3 separate regions of the Homo sapiens genome follow, and regions 1 and 2 are each linked to region 3. The links are chromatin contacts, found by Hi-C or POLR2A ChIA-PET in ENCODE. All regions are on one chromosome and are shown on one strand. The core of a region is the stretch at or near the end of the contact, and the rest is flanking DNA. Distances in the headings are between cores, read along the strand shown. Region 1 holds the start of LINC01101 (long intergenic non-protein coding RNA 1101). Region 2 has its middle 59 kb from the start of LINC01101. Region 3 has its middle 54 kb from the start of INHBB.

Region 1 (3,933 bases), core at 861-3,360, 67 kb before region 3:
CCTTGGCACCAGCTTTCCATATGTAAGACTGGGCTGTGAGTACTACAGTACTATCTTCTCCGGCAGGTGGCTGCTTGGATGACTCCACTCCCATTCGCTCACTCCCACACCTCCCACCCATGCTTGCCTGGCCCTGCCATTAACACTGCAGAAGAACATCCAAGTGTTTGCATTCCCAGCATCCCTTGCTGCCAGGGTTGGCCATGTGACCCACTTTTGGCCGATGAGACACCAACAGGGTGCTCCTGGGAGACCCTCTACTTTCCCAGGGAGTCGAGGCTGCCATCTTGCCACCACAAGGCAACGAGGAGGCCCACGTGCTAAGGACGATGAACAGAAAGCTGGGAAGAGCCCAGTACTTGGCATCACCAGCAGCTGACCAAGGCCATCAACCACTCGTTTTCAGAATTATGATGTCAGAAAAATAAACCTAATTTTGTTTAAGCCACAGTGAGTTGAGATTCCCCTTAAGTGAAGCCAAACGTTTCTATCTGATACCCATGAATGAACGCTTTAACGTGCTCATCAAATATTATGCTCCCTACTTACCTTTTCTTCTTTCTCTTTAAAAGGCCCTTTGCTGGCCCTTAGGGAAAGCCAAGGGGCCCAGGAACTCACCACATGTTTGAATCAGGGGTCTGATGCTGAAGAAGCCAGTGGCAGTATAACTTACCCTAAGCATTTCTCACCTTCTCTACCCCAAATAGGGGCTGGGGATCAAGGACTTCCTGAGGGCTAAGATGAGAGGAGCAGGCCCAGGAGATCCAAGGAACAGACCAGAAGATACAGCCCAGGAAAGGGGGGTTGCAGGCTCAGGCCCTTGGGCCAGCTGGGTGCTCAAGGCTACACCCTTTGTGAGGCTCCCACCCTGGCTCCCTGCAGCCCAAGGGAAAGGGCTGTCTGCTAGTGACCAAGTGGGCGTGATGGGTCTCCTGTGTCTTTGACTCCACCAGACTCCCACAGCCTCATTCAGGGCATAAAGAACCTACAACCTGCCCTTTCTTTTTTTTTTTTCAAGACAGAGTCTCACTCTGTTGCCCAGGCGGGAGTGCAATGGCACAATCTCGGCTCACTGCAACCTCCGCCTCCCGGGTTTAAGCAATTCTCCTGCCTCAGCCTCCCAAGTAGCTGGTATTACAGGCATGTGCCACCATACCCAGCTAATTTTTTGTATTTTTAGTAGAGAGGGGGTTTCACCGTGTTGGCTAGCCTGGTCTCAAACTCCTGACCTCAGGCGATCTACCTGCCTCAGCCTCCCAAAGTACTGGGAGAACTTGACCTTTCTAAAGCCCTAAAAGCTAATGTTTGAGTGTCTGCTGTACATCAGGTTCTTTTCATCTTCATGAAAGTCCTTCGATACAAGACTTTGCATCCCCATTTATAAACGAGGAAACTGAAGGATCAAGAGGTCAAATGGTTCGCCCAAGGTCACACTGCTGGGAAGAGGGGGAATTCTGTTTCCTTCCCAGAAATAACCACCCTACAATAATATGTTGCTTCAGAGCCTATTTTATTCAGTCTCCCAGACAAACACTATTCATTGCCATCTGAGTGCCTTTGTCCCAGCTCTGCCTGTCCCTCCAGCCTGGAATACCCTCTGGCCTCCACTGGCATTCCAGCTTCAAGACTCAGCCTCACTCCCTCCCTAATCATAAACAGCCATCACTTATGGAAAGCACACCACAATATTTTACAGCAGTCCTACCCGACAGGTCCCTGTATCTCTGCTTTCCAGATGAGGAAACTGAGGCTCAGAAAGGAGCATTTTCTGGCCTCTGTCACACAGCTAGTAAGGGGGGTGGCCAGAAGGCAAAGCCAGCTCTGCCAGGGCAGTGTCCTCAGAAGAGCCGAGAGAGGGAGGAGTTGCTTCCAGGTCAAGGTCAGGCCTCCAAAAAGAATGCTTGGTCTGGGCCCTTCTCTCCTCCCCCACACTTGGCCCTGCAAATTGGCTTTGACCTTTCATGCCCCTGCCTTTGAGCTTCTCCCCATTCAATTGAAATCACAAAGGAAGAAAAGAGGGCTGGCGAGAGGGAAAGGCCCCTCCTGGCCCAGGCCCAGGTCCCCAGCCACGCCCCCGCAGGCGCATCGAGCCCTCCAGGGTCTGTTTGCACAGTTGGGGTGCTGCGCTAGGAACCCCACCTCCGGGAGAAAGGCACCACGAGGTCATCTGTTTACTCTGGGATTAGCGGCTCCCCGTGGGAGTTCTTTTCCTACGAGATGAAAAGAAAGCGGACAATCTGTCAGGTAAACAGGCCGCATTGTTCCCAGCCATGTCGGGGGCCCCTTTGTGGGCCGGGCCTTTGAGGTCGGTTGCTCCCTTGCACAGGGAAAGAGCTTACTTAAACGGAATGGAACGGAACGGGAGGCCCCGGCTGGTGGGCAGGTCGCCTGCTGCTGATACAGGAAGGGACAAAGGGCTCGGACGATTCCGGTCTTTCCTTAGCTGCTCTCCTTGCAAGCTCTTTCCTCCCCATGGGTCTCTTGATGAGTCCAACAAGACGGGCATGGAGCCCGATCTCACAGATGGGGAAGCTGAGGCCAGCGGCAGCTTCCCCCAGCACAGAAGAGAGCTCCTGGCATTCCAGCAGGGGGTGACTGGAAGAAAACCAGGGACCTGGTCTAACCACCTCACTCTTCAGATGGGGAATAGCTGGAGATACAGGAAATGGCAGAGTACGATTTCTGCACTGGAGGTTTCCCCAGGTGCCCCTGCTGGTTGGTGGGGAACACAGGAGCCACGACCATCCCCACGAGTTGGCTGTCAGTTTTATGGATTCCCAGAATATTTAACAGCTGAGTGGATGGCACTGGTCAAGGCCGGCCTGTTCCCTCCCACATCTACCCACAAGGTATCTTCCTGGGAAGCAGGGAAGACAGTGTAGGCCCTGCCCCGCCAGTGCATGAGTGTCTGGGAGTCAGGACTCCTGTGTTTGGGTGGCCCTGACTCCAGTTTGCTCTGTGGCCCCAGGCAAGCCACTCACCCTCTCTGGGCCATCCATCAAACAAGAGATAAGATGCTCTCCAGGGGCTAGCCCTTCCTTCGGACCGTGAGAAAAATCTAGGGAGGGCACAGGCATCCATCCATGAGGACAGGATGGAGGAGGGACTACCTAAACCCCTGTCCATCTCTGACCCCCAAGAGGCCTGTGAGGCAGTGGGGGCAGCGCCTGGCCCAGCCACCATCCTCTAGGCAGGGTGCTGCCGTGGGAAGAGAGCACTGTGGTGAGGTGGTGAGACCGCATGCCCCGGGTCACCCTGACCGGTCCAATTGCCTGTCACTCACCAGAGGCCCAATCTTGGGCAAGTGACTCAGCCTCTTGGTGTGCGAAATGGCCCCCATGAGGCCTCCTCAGCCTGGGGGGCTCCATGGCAGAAGGGTTCCAAGAAGGCAGGAGCTGGAGCTGTTCTTGCCGCTGCTGGGAGGTCCTGTCCACCCTCTAGCCTCCCTCTCCCTGATCCCCCACCACTGCCCATTCCCAGTAAGGCACCTATTCTCTTTGCCACCCTGACACCAAGTCACTGTTCAGCTTGTGGGCAACGGAGCCGGAAGCATGGAAAAATCTCATGCTGCTCCCAAAGCCAAGGGAGAGCTCAAAGAAGGCTGGTGGAAAAAGGCCCAGAGCTGTGGCCGGACAGAGTAGGCCCCGAACAACCACAGAGCCGCCTTGACAGAAGCCAGGGCACGGTCCTGAGATGAGCCTCATCCCTGGAGGGCAGCAATGGACCATACACGTGTCTAAGCCCCCATCACCAGCCGGGGCCCCAGTGACTCAGAGCCTGCTCTTCCTGAACCCACTCGGCAGGAAGAAAACTGAAGGCCCAAGAGCCCCAGCCACACTGTGACCTGGAGGTGACCTGGAGGGAGACAGGGTGACAGCACCAAGCTCAGCCTTTCCTCCGAGGCTTCGCAGGACTGAATGAAGGCAAACTTCC
Region 2 (4,363 bases), core at 1,411-3,910, 130 kb before region 3:
TGTGTCATGTGTGGTGACTGGAACACAACGGGCTTCAATAATTTGGGGTTAGAGTAGACTGAATTAACAAAAACAAAAAACATTGTTTCAACTCAACTTTGGAACTAATTGGGAGGTTAAAATCCTGGCAGATGGAGATAACAACACCAGTTTTGACAGGAAGAGGCTGGAGTGGAGGTTGTGGTTTGGTGAGGGGCAGCAACGGGACACGGCCCACCCAGGACTCATCCCCAGGCACCAGCAGCTCTGAGGAGCGCAGCCGCTTGCTGAGTGTGTGTTCCCCGGGCGCTCCTCCCGCTCTGGGGTAAGAGGTGGGAGCTGGGGCAGGAGGCTGGGGGTGCTTGGCAGGAATCCCTCCTCACAGGACCTGAGGAGTAGAGAAGAGGCATTGTACCCCCACCCACCACCCCCAGCCTGCACATCAGAGACAGCTGCTAGGTGACAGACAAGGAGACCCAAGAGACTTCAGTGCAGTGGAGTGCTAGGTCCAGTCAGAGCAGTGCCAGGGAGAGCGGGGTGAGGGGCTTCCTGGAGGAGGTGCCAGGTGTCATGGAGATCCAGGCCTGGCCCTTAGAGCCCTCTCTCAGAGCCAGCGGCAGGCTCAGTGTGCCCTGGTCCCAAGCTCAGTCACACCTGGAGAGCCCCACAGCATCTGGGCGGGACAAGGGAGGAATGAGTCCCTTCTTTCCAACAGCCATGAGACCAGCCACATCCCCTCTCCTTTCCAAGCAGATATTCCAAGAGATCAGGCTCTGTGATTAGGGGATTGAATCATGGGAGGATTAGAAGAGCTCAGGCACAATATCTATTAAGCTGTGATGGAGGGACGGCGCCAGAACTGTTTACAAACACAAAGGTGGAACCTGGGGCCGAGGCAGGGCTAGCCCAGGCAACAACTGACTCCAAAAGACAGGAATGGGCGCATCAGTGTCCACGTGCACACACACGCAGGCATTCAGGTGCCCATGCCCGTGTGCTGTGTGCGTTTATAAGGAATTTAGAGTAAACAGACTGCATATTTATGAGTACATACACAACATACATACAGGACTTACAATGTGTGTTTATAGACAGATGCTCCTACAGCATATGCAAACACATGCTATGCGGGTGTGGGTGCAGACATAGTGCACACAGGTGCGCGTGTCCAGAGCTGACCTGCCTAGTTATAGAAATGGCACATAAATACCAGGTGCGTGTGTCTAACCACACTTACATAGAGTATGCACATACGTGGTGCTTATATACAGATTTCATGTTAAGGTACACATATACACACCCGTGTAAAGTGTCACTGTATGTTGTGTGGGCTCGCTCCACAGATGGACGCCTGTACATCAGATGTGTGCCTGGGGCCTCACTCCAGTGTGTCATCTGTGTTCATATGTATGTGTGACCTGAAGTCAATCTGGAAAGGAAGATGTGCTGGAATCTACTCTGAGAAGTAGCCCAGGAGCGCAGAGTAGCCTCTTTTTCCTCCTGCAGGCAGCACACGTTACTTATGCAAATGGTCCTAAACAATGAATCTTCCCTCTTCAGCAGCTGCCCGCCCACATGAATGGGCAGGTTCCCTTCTAGAAGCAGGTGATGGCGTCACTGCCAGAAGGAACAACGCGTCCCAAATGAGACCCTGGATGAGACGGAAGCCCAAGTCTATAGTAGGAAGCAGCCCTTGGTCCAGAGAGGGACTTTCTGAGGCTGGTGACGGCACAGTCGCAGCTTGCTCCGGTGCTGTGGAACCACACTCAGCAGGGAAACAAGGGCACCAGGCCATTCAACTTGGCTGCTGCAGCTGAGGAATCGCAGCTTTTTCAGCCTTCCCCGGGGGCCCCAGCCTAACCTCCGGGACCCTCTCCTTCCACAGGTCCTGAGCCATTTCTCGTGGAGACTCATCAGACAGTGGGTGTGTGAGTCGCTGCAGCTGTGCCCTTCCCATGGGAATGGCCCCTGGGTGGGGCAGCAAAGCTGGTTCTCCGACGTGAGATGCCCATCTCACCTCTCTCCCAGACTTCACAACGATTGGATAACCACACATGGCTCTGGGTTCTTCCTAAGGCAGCCCCTTTGCCAGGGGAGAGGGCCTCAGCCCGTGCTGAGCCCTGCTCTGGCAGGGTCCAGGGACGACAGTAACTCAGAGGGACAGATGCGTCCACGTGGGAAGGGTAAATGGGCTTCAGATGCTGTCTGGCCTGGGTCCTGCCCCCACCCCACTTGTTAACCTGTGCCTGTACAAGTTGCTTTAACTTTTCCAAATCTCGCTTCTCCAATTTACAAAATGACCTCTCTCTCAGAGGGTAGGTGGATACATTAAACAGCATCATTATGTCAAAAGTGGTTTCTTTGTCAATCGTAAAGCCCTACATGAATGTTATTTCACGCAGAGACAATGACAGCAAAACGACTTGATCTAGGAATGTTTTTCTGCATTTTAGAATGTTTAATTTGAGACATACAGGAAGCGGCAGATTGTTACATAAATGCCCCCAATCAATCCCACTTCCTGGTATACATGCCCTGTGACCCTCCCACGTTGACCCTGGACTTGGCCATGTGACTTGCTTGGCATTAGCCGAGGTGAGGCCAGCAGAGGGCTGATGAGCCGGGGCTTGCCCTCTGGCAGCCTTGGCTGGATGCCAGCAAGAGGCCATCGCGGACCTCTAGAAGGCCTCCAGATGACTGAATAAACGGGGCTGGCAAGAGTCCTGAGCAAATCTGTTTTTCAGTCACCAAGTTTGGGGCAGTTTGTCACTTCCAACAGGTAACTCATACACAGGACATCGAAAGCACAGGAAGTTCCTGTCTCCTGCCTAGGGTTCTGGAAAAAGTTAATGGCTGAGCCAAGTGTAGGATTCACACCCCAGGATTTTTCCTGCCTTCCCCAATTTCTGCGTCTGCTCTTTCTGTAGAGCCTGACATTTCAAGGGCCCTGGGGGAAAATATTGACTGGTTTGGGAAGGGACTCAGAATTGCACCTACAAAGAATTATTAATGGCACTGGCATCCCTAACTACTGGGAAGAGAAAGGGGTTTCAAGGTAAGTAAATGGAATCGGAAGAGCCAGAAGGGAAATTTTTCTCCTTAAAAAGGGAAACAGCAGGTAGAGGGCTCAGGCTGTGAGGTCAGAGGGAACCAGGGTCAAAGCCTAACTCTGACCTTGGCTTAGTTTGTGCCTTTGGACAAGTTACTTAATCCAGTGAACCTCAGTTTCCACATTTGTAACATAGGCATAGTGGTGCCCTCCTATCAAGTCGGCTGTGAAGGTTAAGGAAGTTACACTGTGTAAATGCCCCACTCCAAACCCGGGGAGCACACGGGGATGCTCCTTCTAACCCGGGGTCTCAGCACCCCCTCACAGGGCTTCCGAAATACTTCTCCAGGGCTCTTGCTAAGATTCAAGGTGTTTGGACCAAGTAGGTGTGAGAGTGGGCACAGTCTTCTGTAAGGGGGGCCTTAGCGAGGGGGACGGAGGCTCAAGGAGGGAGGAGACCCTGCCCCAGGGCCTGTTTTCTGTCTGTCCAGAATGCTTGGTTCAAAGGCAGCTGCATCCTCTTGGAGGTGTTGCTGATCTGGAGACCCTTGACTCTGTCAGCAAGACTCCGTGCCCGCACCCTCTTCACCTTTGATGGCTGACCCATGGCCTCGAGGTCAGACATGCACATCAGAAAGCAGAAGCAGTGCTTTCCACAGGCTGGCCAGCCCCGTGGGTCCCTGTGAGCCACATTGGAGCCCACAGCCAGACCCGGGAGCAGGGAGCAGATGCTCAGCCCTCTTCGAGTCTGGCTTCTTCACATCCTCCACCTCCCACAGCATGGATCCGCCAGCCCTAAATGAGCAGCTACCATTTGCTGGGGACTTCCTTCCCAGCCTGTAGTCATTTGTTTGGTTATCATATTAGTTTCCTAGGCTCCTGTAACAAAGTGCCACAAACAGAGTGGCTTCAAACAAATGTCTGTCTCACAGTTCTGGAGGCCACAAGTCCAAGATGAAGCTGGCCGCAGGGCCTGCCTCCTCTGAGACTGGGTGGAAGTCACCCTGAATCTCCCTAACTCCTGGTGTGGCCGCCAGTCCTTGGTGCTCCATGGTCTATAGTGACATCACTCCCACCTCCGCCCCTGTCGTCTCATGGACTTCTCCCTGTGCGTGTGTCTCTTGTCTCTTCTCTTCCAAGGACACAGTCACATAGCACAGAGCCTACCCTACTCCAGGAAGATCTACTCATAGTTACTGGATTGCATCTGCAAAGATCCCATCTCCAAGTAAGGTCACGATCACATGTACCAGGGTCTAGGACTTTCACCTCTCTTTTGCGGGGACACAATTAAACTCCCAACAGGTTTACAGTAAAAGTGTGTTAAGCGCTTCT
Region 3 (4,140 bases), core at 1,365-3,864:
CTCTCTGGAGTGTCCCACATACTGGACACCTGTGTTATCATGGTGACCATGTGTTTACACATTGGCCAAGCTTGTGGCCCCAGAACCCATCCAGGCCTGGTGCTTTGGCTTTGCCAGGTCAGTGCTTGGTCCCATGGGGTGAACGCCTCTAGCCCTGGTACCCTGTGCTCTGCCCAAATCTGGCCACCCATCCACGCCCTAGAACAGCAAAGATGGGAGGTTTCTACCATTTCTGGACACAGCCTCGTCTGATGGGTCAGTTCCCAGTCCAGAGGCACTTTGCCCAGCCATGGCCTGGGACCTTGGGCAGGCTACTTCTTCTCTCTGAAAGCCTTGGCCTCTGTCCTGGGTCCTGACCCACATTCCCTGCTGCCTGCCAGATCCTCCACTGGGATGGTCCCCTCCCCTGCTCCTCCCAAACCTTCCTGCTTCTTTCCAGACCTGCCACCAGCCTCCCTCCTCCCCAGTCCCACCTCAATGCCCCTAATGGACAGCTCGGTGGCACTGGCCATCTCTCCCTCCCTCAGCCTCCCCTCCCAGGCAGGATCATCAGGCCTGCGGCTTGTGCCTCCCTCCTGCTGTAACCACCTTGCCTCAGACTCTGCTCACTGCCTCCCAGAACCATCAGCTCGCCCTTTGAGCAGCTCTGCCCATCGACAGCCCCTCTGCCCTGAAGAACCCCCACCCCGCACAGTTCCAATCAAGCACTCCCTCTTCAGCCCACCGTGGCTCCCCATCACTCACAGGGAAGAGAAGTTTGGACACCAACATTTATGAAGCCCCTGCCATAAGCTTCAGGTTTATAGCTAGGCACGTGTTCTCCATATAGCACCTTGTTTAATCTGCACAACAGCCTTTTGTTAATCGTGTTTTACAGATGAGGAAACTGAGACTCAGAGAAGCTAAGTCAATCCCCGAAGGAGGTAGTGGGGAAAAGACAATCACGTGGAGAGAATTGTGTACAAAATGGCACAAGGGTACATGGGCACTGTGCACGTTGGAAAAGGTTGAGTGGGACTGGAACCGGGGGATCAGCGCCGAGCAGGGGTGAGGCCAGGAAGGAAGTCGAGGCCTGGCTGAGAAGAGCTTCCGGGGCCCAACGAGCTGGAGTCGGACCACTAGGGGAGCAGCAGCTGCCTAAAGGGGGATTCACGTGCAGAGAGGCAGGGGCACAGGTGTCTCAGGAGGCTGGATGGAGGGGGATGCACCAGGCCAGGCAGGAAAGGACTAGGGACAAACCCAGGCAGCAGGGCAACCAGGGATGAGGACTCACAGCCTGGGCAGAATTAGCGGGAGCTGGGTATTCTGAGGCCAATAGAGGAAGCCAGAAAGGCTGGGAGCTTCCCTGCTGAGCAGCTCAGGGACCTGGCACTCGCTTTCTCCTCCCTACCCCTCGGCCCCACCTGACATGTACACAGATTTCTCCAAGTTTCACCCCTCCCAAACCCGCGCCACCCACACGCCAAAATGTGAATCCCTGGAGGGCAGGGGTTTGATCTACTTTGTTCCCTGCTGATCCCAGTGCCTAGCACTCTGCCTTGTTTGACAAAATATGATGAATGAATAAAGGATCTGTAAATGAATGTGCTATATTGGTATTTAGGAAGACAGAAAGGGAAATCCATTTGCAAGGGAAGAAAAGCAGCTCCATCTGGGACCTGTGGAGTCTCTCCCCGCACAGGAGTGGACACCATGCCAGCAGATGGCCAGTGACGACTTGGAGGGTCGGAGCTAGCAAATCCATGTGACTTGCTTTTTCATCCTCTCCCTCTCCCTGCTCTCCCGCTGGACCCGGGAGGGCCAGCTGTGCCTCCATCTACCCGAGAGGCAGTGGGCATGGTGAGTGTGAAGGCGAGAGGCACAGGTGGTAGCCCTGCCACTGCTGACCTCATGGACCAGTCCCCCTCCCTGAACTGCAGTCTCCAGGTCGACCATGGGATGACACCTCCTCCCCTCCACTGGACGTGCCAGGACCTCTGTCCTCTGGCTGTCCTGGTTTCTTCTGGGACAGTCAGTCTCCAAACAGTGCCCCACACACCCACCGCCTATCTCTGGACACTGCTGTCTGACCACGTGGCAGGCCTGGTAAAGGAGGCTTCGTCCCTAGCCTTGAGTGTCTGGTCTACAGGGCCCAGAACAGTGCCTGACACACTGTAGGTAGTCAACCAATATTTTTGAGTGAATGAAGGAATGTCACTCTGACTGGCTTGTTTTTACTGTCTTTTCGAGAACCTCGGAGTGACAGTTAACTACCAAATCAGAGCAACAGCATTCTTAATCATTACGACAAAAATGAGCCACTGTGACAGTGTGGTTATATTGATACAGTCACTTCCCGCAAGTTCCTCGGACCCTGACAGCAACTCTTTCGGTCAGAACACGAGTCTCATGTCCATCTTCCACGTGAGGACCCGCAGCTCTGAGAGTCAGCCCCAGCCCAGGCTGGGACGAAGGGCCAGCTTCCGGGTGCCCCGAGGGACCTCTGAACCAGGGTGTGGCAGTGGCGAGGACTGGGGAGATGTGATCTCACCTGAGGGTGGGGTGGTAGAAGCCTGCTCAGTGGGGACATGAAAGCCAGGCATGAAAGCCAAACGCTCCCGGGCACCCAGTGCGGTGTGAGCACTCACAAAGGCATCCCATTGTTTGCTTTCTACAAACACCAGGACAAACAGCACCTCCCGGGGCTTCATTCCTGTGCCTGTTGACCCATAGCAGTGGACAGCACACACTCCATGCTGGGTGGCTCCACTGCCCCCACAGTGGGGCCCATGAGGATGGACACCTGGTGGACGACTCTGCCAGGGCCCTGGATGTCCTGGCCTCCCAGGTCACAGAGAGTCCAGCCCTGCCCAGACCACCTGGCTTCTTAGCATCCAGCTTATCATCATCCGGGGGCCCCCAAGCTTCCTAAGGCCGGGCAGGGTCCTGTCAAGGGGTTCACGTCTCTGAGTGCCCCAGCATTGCACCCTTGCTGATGGGGAGGGGGATTTCAAGTCGCGGGGGAGGCTTGGATGGTGTTGCACCCAGATGAGCAGGCATCCTCCTGGGCTTGCCTCGGGGCCACCTGCCAGCTAGGCTGGGGGTGGGGTGAGGGTAGGTGGTGCTCAGTTGGAGATAACCCTGACATGGCCAAGTGGGGAAGGCAGCGTCCAGAGGGCCCCGGGAATAAAAGGGCTGGACCAGTCTGATCTGAGGGCTGGGGATGGCTGGCTACGGGGCTGAAGGTCAAGAAGGCCACAGACGTGGCTTCAAGGAGCCCCTGCATGCTGGAGGAGGGGACGGAAGCCGTGCAGGGAAAGGGAAACAGGGACACCACCAGACCGAGGGCAAGCAGGGGAGCAGGGGTTGGGTAGGCGTGACTGCTGCAGCCCCAGTCCAGTGTGCATAGTTACTCCGGGCAAATGGCTGCATCTCTGTGCTCACGACAAAAACAGCCCTGCCAGCAAGCACCCACCCCATTCCTGACCATAGTAACTCACTCTGCATTCAGGGGACCCACGGCTCCAACACTTGGGGCTCCTGCCTCCTGCCTCCCACATAGAATGTGTCTCTCAGCCAGCTGCCGGGAGGCCTTTGGGGAGAAGGATACCTGCTTCCCATCCTGGCCCCAGATTTGGTATCATCATTATTACTTTGCAATTTAAAAATCAGGCTCATGCCCTGGAACTCACGTCACCCACAGAGCAGCTGCTGCAGTAGGTATCTTGGGCTGGAACCAATATGCTCCAAGGCACTGGGATCCTTACTTTCAGCTACATCCCCAGGGCCTAGCACATAGTTTGTGCTTGACAAACACTTGTGGGAAGGAAAGAATGAAGAAATAAATGCTAAAAATAACAAATACTTATCTACTATACACCAGGCCCTGTTCCGTCCCCTTTACCTATATCATCTCGTTTAGTCTTCACAGCAACCTGAGGGGTAGGCACTGCCATGGTTCCCATTTTACAAATGGGAAACTGAGGCTCAGAGACATTAAACGGCTTGCCAGTTGCCAGCAGAGAACAGAGCTAAGCCTCAATCTGGCATCTAGGTTCTCCAACCTTCTTCACCTGCTCTTCCTGCTGGAAAGGCTCAGGATGTGTTTTCCACGTGGCTTGAGGGCTCTGAGAATATCCCACCATCCGAGACATCTGTGAC

Evidence for each region. Hi-C counts contacts between places; a loop is a spot of excess contacts on that map. ChIA-PET counts read pairs that join two places held with the same protein, here RNA polymerase II (POLR2A). Pooled maps may share reads with other maps.
Region 1: a loop to region 3 is called in a map of HepG2, with 10 times the contacts of the local background. The contact joins the promoter of LINC01101 here to the enhancer-like site in region 3. A Hi-C loop is called at or near these places in 6 of 168 maps with a recorded cell type or tissue (Caco-2, DLD1, HepG2 and 3 more) and 1 of 50 pooled maps. POLR2A ChIA-PET finds 5 or more read pairs at or near these places in 3 of 52 experiments (Caco-2, HepG2 and WTC11).
Region 2: a map of PC-9 shows a loop between it and region 3 (2.5-fold over the local background). The contact joins two enhancer-like sites. A Hi-C loop is called at or near these places in 2 of 168 maps with a recorded cell type or tissue (PC-9 and adrenal gland). POLR2A ChIA-PET finds 5 or more read pairs at or near these places in 2 of 52 experiments (HepG2 and PC-9).

Annotation. Positions count from the first base shown.
Region 1 is chr2:120,464,526-120,468,458 of GRCh38, reverse strand. LINC01101 (long intergenic non-protein coding RNA 1101) reads left to right here and starts at 2,110. Exons shown (of 1, transcript NR_027181.1): 1 at 2,110-3,933. RefSeq lists an enhancer at 1,814-2,356.
Region 2 is chr2:120,523,665-120,528,027 of GRCh38, reverse strand. No RefSeq gene overlaps it. Among named protein-coding and RNA genes, the nearest start is that of LINC01101, 59 kb to the right of the region's middle. Within about 2 kb of position 2,660, at least 5 of the 41 ENCODE cell types and tissues checked have a DNase peak (open chromatin) inside an H3K27ac peak, as active enhancers do.
Region 3 is chr2:120,397,830-120,401,969 of GRCh38, reverse strand. No RefSeq gene overlaps it. Among named protein-coding and RNA genes, the nearest start is that of INHBB, 54 kb to the right of the region's middle. Within about 2 kb of position 2,614, at least 5 of the 41 ENCODE cell types and tissues checked have a DNase peak (open chromatin) inside an H3K27ac peak, as active enhancers do; they include PC-3, where a contact is called at or near this core.